Linked DNA regions of Homo sapiens: region 1 is linked to region 2. A link is an interaction called in ENCODE POLR2A ChIA-PET data of the cell type or tissue named here. Cell type or tissue: Caco-2. All regions are shown on one strand. Each heading gives the region's core, and the rest is flanking DNA. Links, peaks and the distances in the headings are about the cores only. Region 1 overlaps LOC105369484 (a long non-coding RNA gene). Region 2 overlaps ZC3H12C (zinc finger CCCH-type containing 12C).

Region 1 (5,386 bases), core at 260-5,259, 170 kb after region 2:
CCAGCTGGAATGAGTAGGTCTAAAGTGACTAATCCACTCTAGTATTCCAATCTCCCTAAGCCTTTTGATCCCTTCCACTACATTAAACCAGGGGAGATCAAGCATTTCCAGCTCACTCACAGTGGGCCATCTGTTAATCTATATTTCAGCTAACCAAGCAAATAAACTATTAGAACCTTTTTAAACTCCCTAAGCTGCAACATTAAATGCAGGATCCCTTCTTAGTGGGCCCATATCAATAAATTCAGCCTGATCCAACTCTATGTTCCTTCCACCATTATCCCATACCCTTAATGTTCATTCCCTTGCCTATTCTCCAGATTTCTGCTTATATAAATTAAAAGACTCAAGCAGTTCTTTTGGAGTGTAGTGCACCTCCCCATAGGTCACACTCTGAACCTCGCCTCTAGGGGTCTGCGGGGACTTGAGTCTACTTATTGGTCTAGAAGCAAACAGGGGTGTTGGGGGTGGGTCCTGAGGAGAATCAGCATTGTCTTGCCTGGTAACTGCCTCAGAGGAGGCCATCACTGTTGGCTCAGTCAGTGCAGGGTTTAACTCCTCAGATAAAGGTGGAAAGGTTGATGGCCATGTTGGTGGGGGAGGGGATGTTGCCACCACTGAGGGTGGGGAGGCTGTTTCCTCTGGCAAAAAAAACTCATCAGAGTTTACAAGCTCAGTGTAGTGAGGGTCCTCTTACACATCTCCATTCCAAGTTGCAGAGTCCTATTCTTTTCCAGTCAATGCTCTCACTTTAACAGTAGACATCTGATGAGGCTGAGCATGCACCTTTCCTTGCAGGTTAGCCATTCTCATTATAAGAGCTTGTGTCTGATTTTCTGCAATTTCAGTCCTTTGTCTATAGGAGATAAGAGTCTCACTTGGGGCAAACTTAGAAGACTTGAGGCTCAGTATGTGCTTCTAGAGCTGGAAGTTAGAATCCCTGAGCTCATCCTTTCCTTTCATCACTTTGTCCAGTGAACTTAAGAGCAACCAACCAACTTCATTATATTTCTTGATTCTCCACATATGGTCAAAGGTATTATGTATAGAGTCACTAAACTCCTTGCCTCTCATGAGCGATTAATCAGGAGTATCAAATGCATTTAGTTTGCATAACTCTCTAAACAGTTCACTCCAAGGACCATCGGTGTTCTCCAGACTGTTAGAAGTAGAGTCCTTAACATTTTTGAGTCTCATCATATTAAGTAGCCAACTCCAGAAACCCCAAAACCAACTAAAGAAATCCATCCTTAAAATTCTCTTCCTCTAGAACTGCTCCTGGTACCAAAACCTGGATTAATCAGGGTCTTCTAGAGGGACAGAACTAATAGGATAAATGTATACATGAAGGGGAGTTTATTAAGGAGTATTGACTCACACAATCACAAGGTGAAGTCCAACAATAGGCCAACTGCAAGCTGAGGAGCAAGGAAGCCAGTCTGAGTCCCAAAACCTCAAAAGTAGGAAAGCTGACAGTGCAGCCTTCAGTATGTGGCCAATGGCTTGAGAGCCCCTGATAAACCACTGGTGCAAACCTGAGAGTCTAAAAGCTGAATAACTTTGAGTCTGATAGTTGAGGGCAGGAAGTCTCCAGCATGGAAGAAAGATGAAGACCAGAAGACTCAGTGAATCTCGTCTTTCCAACTTCTTCTGCCTGCTTTATTCTAGCCATGTTGGCAGCTGATTAGATGGTGACCACCCAGATTGAGAGTGGGTCTGCCTCTCCCAGTCCACTGACTCAAATGTTAATCTCCTTTGGCAACAACCTCACAGACACACCCAGGAACAATACTTTGCATCCTTGAATCCAATCAAGTTGATACTCAATATTAACCATTACAGAACCCATCTCTTATCATAACTTTTCAAATGCAATTCAACAACCCGCTTACCCTATCAGCATTGCGAATTGAAACTTGCTTGGTCATCATCCCAACTTTATCAGGTCCATTGTCTGTCTTTTGGTTTATTGAAAGTAACAGTTAAAACAAATGCTTTACTTTCACTACTATATAACATGGACCACCATTTTTTCCAGGCTTTTAGAACAATATTCTTCTTGTCTAATTTCCAGTCCTAAAGCTGATGGCACATATTTTGGGATTTGTTATGGCAGGACCCCACTTCCAACATATTCAGCTATTGCCACCATAATGCTCTATAACAAACAACCACAAAATCTCAGAGGCAGGCAGCAGTAAGCATTAGTTTCTGGCTTATGTGGACTGGCCGGGGTTTGCCTCCGCTGCTGGCTGGGAGTCAGCTGGGCTTAGCTCCTGACCTTGAGTTGGGTCCAGGCCTGCTCCCTGTGTGGTTGTTCTGCAACCCTGGCTGCATGAGCTTTTCTCATTGCAGACAATCACATTGCAAGAGAACAAGCCCAACCACATCAGCACATTCCAAGCCCTTGTTTGCATCATGCTGTGGTAATCATGTCTTTATACTCTGTTTTTGTTGATGCTTTGACATCTTGGGGCCTTGCTGACCCTGGAGTGACTACTTCTCCCAGGGTTAGCTAATTCCTAGAGATAGCAAACTACTGGCCTAAGAGTGCACCTTTCATACACAAACCAACTACTCCAGAGCTCATACCCCCCAACACCTCCATTAATGAACTCTTACATTCTGGGCCGATACTCCAGGACCAAATACCAGACAACTGTACCATAGAGTCCACTGAAATTATTCAAAGTGGCCAATCCTAAACCTGCTTACCCTGCCTTGCCCATTATTTTTCCCGCAGAAATGACAATAAAATCTTCTCCCTGCTTCCTCTGCCCTTGACTGACCCTGGTGCTTCCCCATGTGGCCCTGCATTATGGTGTGGCATGCCCTTTTGTCTTGGGGTCTGTTGAGTGTAACAAACTATGTTTACAGTGGTAGCTGTCTCCTGATCTGTTGGCTTTGCCATATCTTAAATAATAAAACCTACATTAAAAAATATTTGTCCACTAATAACCCTTTGGCCAATGTAAATCACTTGATTAATCCCAAAGTCAAGGTGTTGGGAATAACTCTCTGCTCACCAGCCTGGCGAAAGTAAAGACATATTTCTATTAGAAGGGAGAAAAATTGGGATGCTCTTCCCCAGAGTGGCAAGAGTGTGGATATATAATTCTATTAGAGAGGAGTGAAGAATTGAGACCAATAATTCAATCTGTCACCACTTTATATGTATATATGTGCATACATGATGTTTGATTAAAAAATTGAGATATGCAATATGATGTCAAATATGTAAAACAGAATCTCTGTAGAGAAAGAAGTCTTGAAGGAAAGACATTGGAATGTTAATAAGGCATATCTTTGGGTGCTGAGACTGTGGATGATTAAAATTACTCTTTCTTCTATTTTATGAATTGTCTTTCATGAGACTATATTTATTTTATAATTTACAAATATACTGTATTAACTAGAAGCTGAGTCTTCTAAGTATTAAACTAAAATTCCTTGAATATTTTCTGTTTGGGATCAGTAATGGTCCTAAAAGCAGAGCAAGGAGGATTTGCCTAATTCCACCTGGGAGATCAGAAAAGTCTTTTTTTTTTTTTTTTTTTGAGACAGAGTCTCGCTCTGTCACCCAGGCTGGAGTGCAGTGGCACTATCTCGGCTCACTGCAAGCTCCACCTCCTGGGTTCATGCCATTCTCCTGCCTCAGCCTCCCGTGTAGCTGGGACTACAGGGAGAACAGAAAGGTTTCTATGGCAGGGAATAGAGGGTATGACAGGGGTTGTCCTCTTTTGTTCTTTGCTATTTAAAGTTTGGTCCACAGATCACCAGCATTGGTGTCACCTGGGAGCGTGTTAGAAATGCACACTCTCAGTTCTCATGCCAGAGCTACGGAATCAGAATCTGCATTTTAAGAGGATTCTCCAGGTGGTTTGCATGCACATTAAAATTTGAGATGCACTGAATCTATTCCATACCGTTTATTTTAGCATCATTTAAAGTAAATGCATTTTTGCTTCATGATTCAAAATGGCTGGTAGAAATTGTTGTTATAAAATGCAAAGATAGTGAAATAGGCTAACAGATGGGCTGGCTTAATGACCAAATACTAACAATTCTCATACAAAAAAAATGAATTATTCAGTCTATAATATTTATTGATTGACAGTCTGATGTGGGCCCCTGTTACAGGTTGAATAGCATTTCTCTAAAAATTGTAACACAGAACTATAATTCTGGGAGGTATTAGTAAGACATTAATGGGCCCCACTGTATTAGTTTCTTATGGCTGCTGTCATAAATTACAACAAACTTGGTGGCTTAATACAACACGAATTTATTATCTTACAGTTCTGGAGGTAAAAATCTGAAAGAGGTCTCACTGGGTTAAAATAAAAGTATCAGCAGTGCTGCATTCCTTCTGGAGGCTGGAGCTTCCCATACTCCTCTGCCTCCTGACATCTTCAGAGCCAGCAATGACTGGTCAAGTGTTTCTCATGCTAAATCACTCTGACACTGTCTTCTGCCTTCCGGTTCTAGTTTTAAGGACCTTTGTGATTATATTGGATTCACACAGATAATCCAGGATAACCTCACTATTTTAAGATTGGCTGATTAACAACCTTTATTCCATTTGCTACTGTAATTCCCCTTTGCCTTGTAAAGTTCCATCCCCTTTGCCTTGTAAATTTCCAGGGATTAGGAAATGGACATCTCTGGGAGGCCATTATTCTGCCTACCACATCCATGAAACGCAGATTCTGTGGTCACATAAATCTGCAAGTAATATTTCTTTCTTGGAGCTTTGCAATGTACATCGGTATAGTCAAGGCTCCGAGAATTTTTGGAGTAAAGAAACCCCTTTAAGTTTGCTCAACCTAGGAACTCTTTGCTTGCACATTTCATGAAGCTGAACCAGAGAAATATGGGGAAATTCAGAGAAAATTAAAGAACTGTTTTCTGCCCTAAAGGAATTGAAGACAGCTTTTTATTTTCTCAATCATCGATTGCAAATTAATACTGAATTCATTAGCGCTGAGGGAATGCAGGGCAGAAGAGGGAGTGGGAACATCTGTAGAAATCAGAAGCCCTAATTACCAGGCTTCTGTTCCATACAAGGCAATGATGAGAACAGCGGTAGTTGTGGGAGTCTATGCTGATTTCCCTTTCACCATCGACATATTGTGGCATTATGAATAATTTAAAAAATCTGCCTGGGTCATTTTCTTAATCTCCGTGACTCCGTATCTCATATGTAAAGTTGGGTTAACATTCTCTCTTTCATCCAGTATGATTATGGGCTTTTAATTAATGTTAAAATGCTCTTTTTTTGCATTCACATGCAAAAGGAGTTATTAAATTTTGGTGCCAAATATTATGATGGTAATGAGAACTCGCTCACCAATATCTCATTACATGTGCAACTTTTTCCCTTAAT
Region 2 (5,386 bases), core at 320-5,319:
TTTTTGAACTAAATATAATTACTAGGTTCTGAATGACAAACTAATTTCTAAAGTAAGACCTATTCTTTCTTCTGCTAAGGGTTATAGCAATATTACTGAAATAGTTAAGGCGATGGTCTCATTTCATAAACCCATCAAAGATCAAGATAAAGCATCTCTAGTATTCTCGCTTATTGCAAATTACAATGTAAATTACACAGAATTCAAATGTCACATATTGGGTAAGCAAATGGATGTCCCAGAAATGAAGAAAGACTTTATCTCTTTTTTTTTTTTTTTTTTTTTTGTTAGTGGTGGTGATAGTTCTTTTTGAAATCTCATGAATAAAAAAGATATCAGCCCTGAAAAGAATAAGAGAAGGGCCACTGTTATGGCTAATAAATGTAATTCTTCTGGTAAAACTGAGATTGATTGAGTAGGATAAATATGAAAAACGTAACATATATCCACACAAAGTAGTTACAACTGAAACCTAATAAAACTTAATAGCTGTGCACTGAGTAGAAGAGACACTGAGGTCAGTATTTATGAATTCATATTAGAAACTCTTTCTTTTGTGTATATCAAGGAAACTACTTGGTATGAATAGACAGTCTTCTTTTTTCCCTTGGGTTTTCTTCCTTCTCTTTATCCCTTGCTACTACAGTTACTACTTTACAGCTTTAATTTAGGAGGAGGAGGAATCTGCTCACTAACGCCTGCCACTGTGAACACAAAGAATGAGAGAAACTACCCCAGGGCTCAGCAGGAAGCCTGATCTCTAGCACTGGATTAAGCTTTTTTGCAAACAGCAAATAAAGGCAGTGATCTGAAAAAGCTAATCAGATCCTGCTGTGGTATTTAGACTATCTCGGTTGCTAGTATTGGATAATGTTAAGCACATTAAAACATCTGTAGGTGAAAAGACAGCCCCCAGGCTGGCTTTCTTAGTCACATGGCCCTAGTCCACTTCCCACTGCAGGGAAAATACAAACAGCTGGACTGGGCTCTGTTTGGGTCACTGAAATAAATGACTGAGCACAATGCACACTTATGACAGAAAAAAAAAAAAGACAGTGTAGTTTTAGGAGTATTATACTAAAATCTGTCTTTGCCATGGGTGGGTCTAATATTTGAAACTTGAACCATTTGAGAGGGGCTTGTACTTTTTCTGACGTATGAATGTGAAACAAGTAAGCTTTGATGTGGGGGTATGGCATCAATTATCTTTGCCAGCAGTGATCTGAGTTCACTTCCTGGGACCACTCTCTTTAATATGTAATCTCTTTTTTTTTTTTTTTGAGAGTAAGTCTCACTGTGTTGTCCAGGCTGGAGTACAGTGGCACAATCTCAGCTTAGTGCAACCTCCACCTCCCAGCTTCAAGGGATTCTCAAGCTTCTGCCTCCGAAGTAGCTGGGACTACAAGCCCCAGCCACCACGCCCAGCTAATTTTTGTATTTTTTAGTAGAGATGGGGTTTCACCATGTTGCCCAGGCTGGTCTCAATCTCCTGGCCTCATGTGATCTGCCCACCTCTGCCTCCCAAAGTGCTTGAATTACAGGCATGAGCCACCACACCCAGCCTATAATTTCTTTTGATCCTAATGATAACACCATGGAAGTAAGATTATTATATCAGATTTTCCCAACTGTCCCCAAAACGTTGAAATTAAAATTTTAACCAAAAACTATTATTTTTGAGTGTTAAAAAAAGAAGCAACCACCACCACCAACAACAACAAAAGCTAATTCACACACATAGTGTAAAAGAATAGAGTAAAAAATCAAATAGGCATTAACTCTAGTATCTATGAGTTATTATATTTAGGAAGTCAGACAGGCCATGAGCTCTCTTGTAGAAAGCTACTCTTCTGAGTGCTATTTGAAAAGTGTTAAAGACTAACTTTAAACCACAAAACAATGCTAAGAATATTGCCTGTATGAATTAAAGACAAATAAATTGCTGTAGATATAGGGAGCACTGGTTAACAGAAAGTCGTAGGGTCAAATGTATCAAGAACCTGATAAACATCTGAGACATGCCCATTCCAGAAAGTACTGTTGAAAGCGTTAGACATTCTCCTAATTCCTTTCTGTCCATGAAACCATGCCACTTTTCAGAGAAGAGGCAGACGCCGAAAGTCCCAACATTAGCCCATATTTGAAGCCAGCCCTGAATACAATCCACCCAAAGTAACTTCTGGAAAAATATACCTTTATATTTAACATTAACTGTAAGAAAAAAGATCTCAACTGTAATCAAGATCATATGTTTAAAATAAATCATCAAATATAAATAACTTTATATAAAATAAAGCTCATAGAGAAGTATTAATATGGGGTAGAAAAAGTACATTAATATTAGTGTATTTATTCATTAAAATATGAATATTGGGTAGAAAATAACTAATATTATTAACCAATAAGGAAGACAACAAAAATCAATGAAAGTAGCATTATTGGAACATGCAGTGCAAATGAAAAAAGTTCCAAACACATTTTCTGCTCATACTTCCTCCAGTAACATGGCCATCTCTGCCATTTCTTACTGTTAACATTAATCTCATTACTGGAAGTGGGGGCTGAGGGGAAGGTAGATTAAAATTATCACCATGATATAGTTACCTCCATAGCCATTAAGTAAACTGTTGGTATTTTAATAATAAGAAAGAAAAACAACTGGGTGCAGTGGCTCACACCTATAATCCCAGCACTTTAGGAGGCTGAGGCAGGAGGACTGCTTGAGCCCAGGAGTTAAAGACCAGCCCAGGCAACATAGGGAGATCCTGTATCTCAAAAATAAAAAATAAAAGATTAGCCAGGCATAGTGGCACATGCCTGTAGTTCTAGCTACTCGGAAGGCTGAGGCAGGAGGATCACTTGAGCCCAGGAGTTCAAGGCTACAGTGAGCTGGAGTTGCACTCCAGCCTGGGCAACAGAGTGAGACCTCATCTCAAAAAAAAAAAAAAAAAAAAAAAAAGAAGAAAACAACAACTACTTTTCCTATTCAAATCCTAAAAGAAATTGTATCAGAACTCATGTTTTTTTGTAAATCATATTTGCTCCTAAAAATACTAAGCAACTACCAATAGGTAAATAAAAATAATAGATGCATATCAATTTACTATTCATCAGCAAGAAAAACAGGACTTTTGAGAAAGGGCTTGGGACATTTACTGGAAGAACACGAAGGAGCTCTCAGGGTCAGAAAGAGATCTCAACATTCAAGCCTTCAGGTCAGAGATGAGGACTAAACCCCGGGTTTCATTTGCAGAGCTTCTAGACTATCTCTCTGATGATTCAGCACTATGTTCTCTGACCTTGTGTTCTCCATTCAAGGTTCAAATTCCTGAGACAGAGAATCTGATGAGCACAGCTGAAGTCATGTTACTCACCTGTTTGCCCTAGTACTGTGGCCAGATGTATGTGGGGCCATGATGGGCTGCCCTGTCAGGCCGTAAGGAGATGGTGGCGGGGCATTCCTTAGGTGGGGTGATAGTAACAGAAGCAGAGCAGGAAAATGCTAGGTGGACAGAACATCAGACACCCAGTACAGAAGGACATTAAACACATTAGAGAGGCTGGCCATGGTGGCTCACGCCTGTAATCCCAGCACTTCGGGAGGCCAAGGCGGGCAGATCACTTGAGGTCAGGAGTTCAACATCAGCCTGGCCAACATGGTGAAACCCCGTCTCTGCTAAAAATACAAAAAAATTAGCATGGTGGCATGTGTCTGTAATTCCAGTTATTCGGGAGGCTGAGGCAGGAGAATCCCTTGAACCTGGAGGTGGAGGTTGCAGGGAGCCAAGATCACACCACTGCACTCCAGCCTGTATGACAGAGCGAGACTCCATCTCAAAACAAACAAAAAAAACCACACACACACACACACACACACACACACACACACACACACACACACACACTAGTGAGAGATCCTATATGGTTCCCATAAAATCCATCCAAATGACTTAAAAGAGGAAGTAGAAATGGAATAAACTTATCAGTCTTGAAGAACTTATGTATTGCTTGGCTTCCGTTTTCACATCTATGAGCAACAGTGTATCTCATTCCCCATTTTCCTTAAGAGTAGCTATCATTGTTGCAACAGTGCATTCTTAAAACCTCATAGACACCTTTGTCTATTTCTCAATTGTTTCATTCATTTAATACATACTGAAGATCCAGTTAATCAATTCTTGATTATTTTTCTCTTCCCAATTTTCTCATTCCCATGGCCATGAGCATCCCTTAGGCTAAGCATTTATTCCCCCAGGCTTAGATTATCTTAATTTATCTCCTTCCTTGAATATCCCTTAGGTACCTCCCTGCCAAAGTAATTTTCAATGACATCACTCTTCTGCTTAAAAAAAAAAAAAAATCTCAGCTGCAAATCACAAGTCTCTGGTCCTCTGCTTTGTTTTGTTTTCGAGGCTCCATCTACAAACGGGGCCTCCTCTGGCCCTGTAATCTAATTTCCCACTTAAGGTGAAGGGACAGCAAAAGTGAGGGCACAGATGTCTCTTTGCCTTAAGTGTTGTCTTGCACTACAGCCTCACCTATCCAGTTCTTATCTATTGTTCTAAGCCCAGCTCAAGACTTATTTTTTCCATAAAGCCTTCTTGGACTAGTTCGGTTTTTATTGCTTTCCAATTCCTTCAAACTTCTGTAACATGAATAGTGTGTACAGTACAATTTAGCATTTATTTATGAACCAGGATGTAGGCTTCTTGAGAGCAGAACCATTCATTCTCCCATAATCTACATAGTACAACCAATATGGCATGCAGCAGTGTGCTGATCTCTAGAAGATCTTCAAGTGAAAAATCGACCAATAAAAAAAAAATAGACCCCTGCAAATTTGAATGCAGGCATTCACAAGAACAAAAATGCTGCTCTGCTAGTCTTTATTTCTCCCTGTGACAGGGTGGGTTTATCAGAGCCCTCGGCCATTGGCAAAGTTCTTGTAGCCCTGATACTGCCACTGGGGCTGCTTCCAACATTCAAAGAAGCTCAAGACTCCCAGTGATGACGGGTCTTTTCCCGCAGTCTCCTCTGGATTCTCTTCCCAACTAGAGCTGCAACTGCGGAAGTTCCACTGCAGCTTCTGCCTCCCCACTTGAGGATCACTTTGATGGGTAAGTCTGTAAGGACCAGTCCTTTTCAACTGCACATTTCTCTTTGAGATCTGCCCACAGGCAGAAAACACTTGGGTGCTTTGCCCTCCAGCATGGCCTGGGACTGGATGGTTAAATCTAATTCTGGGGTTCAGTGTTACTAAGCTCTTTATGCTGTTCTCTTAAATCACCTTCTCTCCAATAGTTCTATGGATGGAAAGGGCTGCTATTTTGATCTCCATGTGCTTGGCTCCTTTGTCTGTTTCTCAATTGGTTGAGAAATAAGGCAG

What was found. Peaks named below come from ENCODE experiments on the same cell type or tissue, not always from the same donor. Only the 100,000 strongest peaks of a DNase experiment are listed, where the experiment ranks them.
Region 1: POLR2A ChIA-PET joins it to region 2 with 5 read pairs; 2 of 35 experiments call an interaction of 5 or more read pairs at or near these places.

What each region holds. Positions count from the first base shown.
Region 1 is chr11:109,957,993-109,963,378 of GRCh38, reverse strand. All of the region lies in intron 1 of LOC105369484 (a long non-coding RNA gene), which reads right to left. Among named protein-coding and RNA genes, the nearest start is that of ZC3H12C, 130 kb to the left of the region's middle. In Caco-2, for the core only: no CTCF peak of the experiment used is centred there; no DNase peak of the experiment used is centred there.
Region 2 is chr11:110,123,790-110,129,175 of GRCh38, reverse strand. All of the region lies in intron 1 of ZC3H12C (zinc finger CCCH-type containing 12C), which reads right to left. Among named protein-coding and RNA genes, the nearest start is that of ZC3H12C, 33 kb to the right of the region's middle. RefSeq lists an enhancer at 529-1,051. In Caco-2, for the core only: no CTCF peak of the experiment used is centred there; a DNase peak (open chromatin) is centred at 3,405.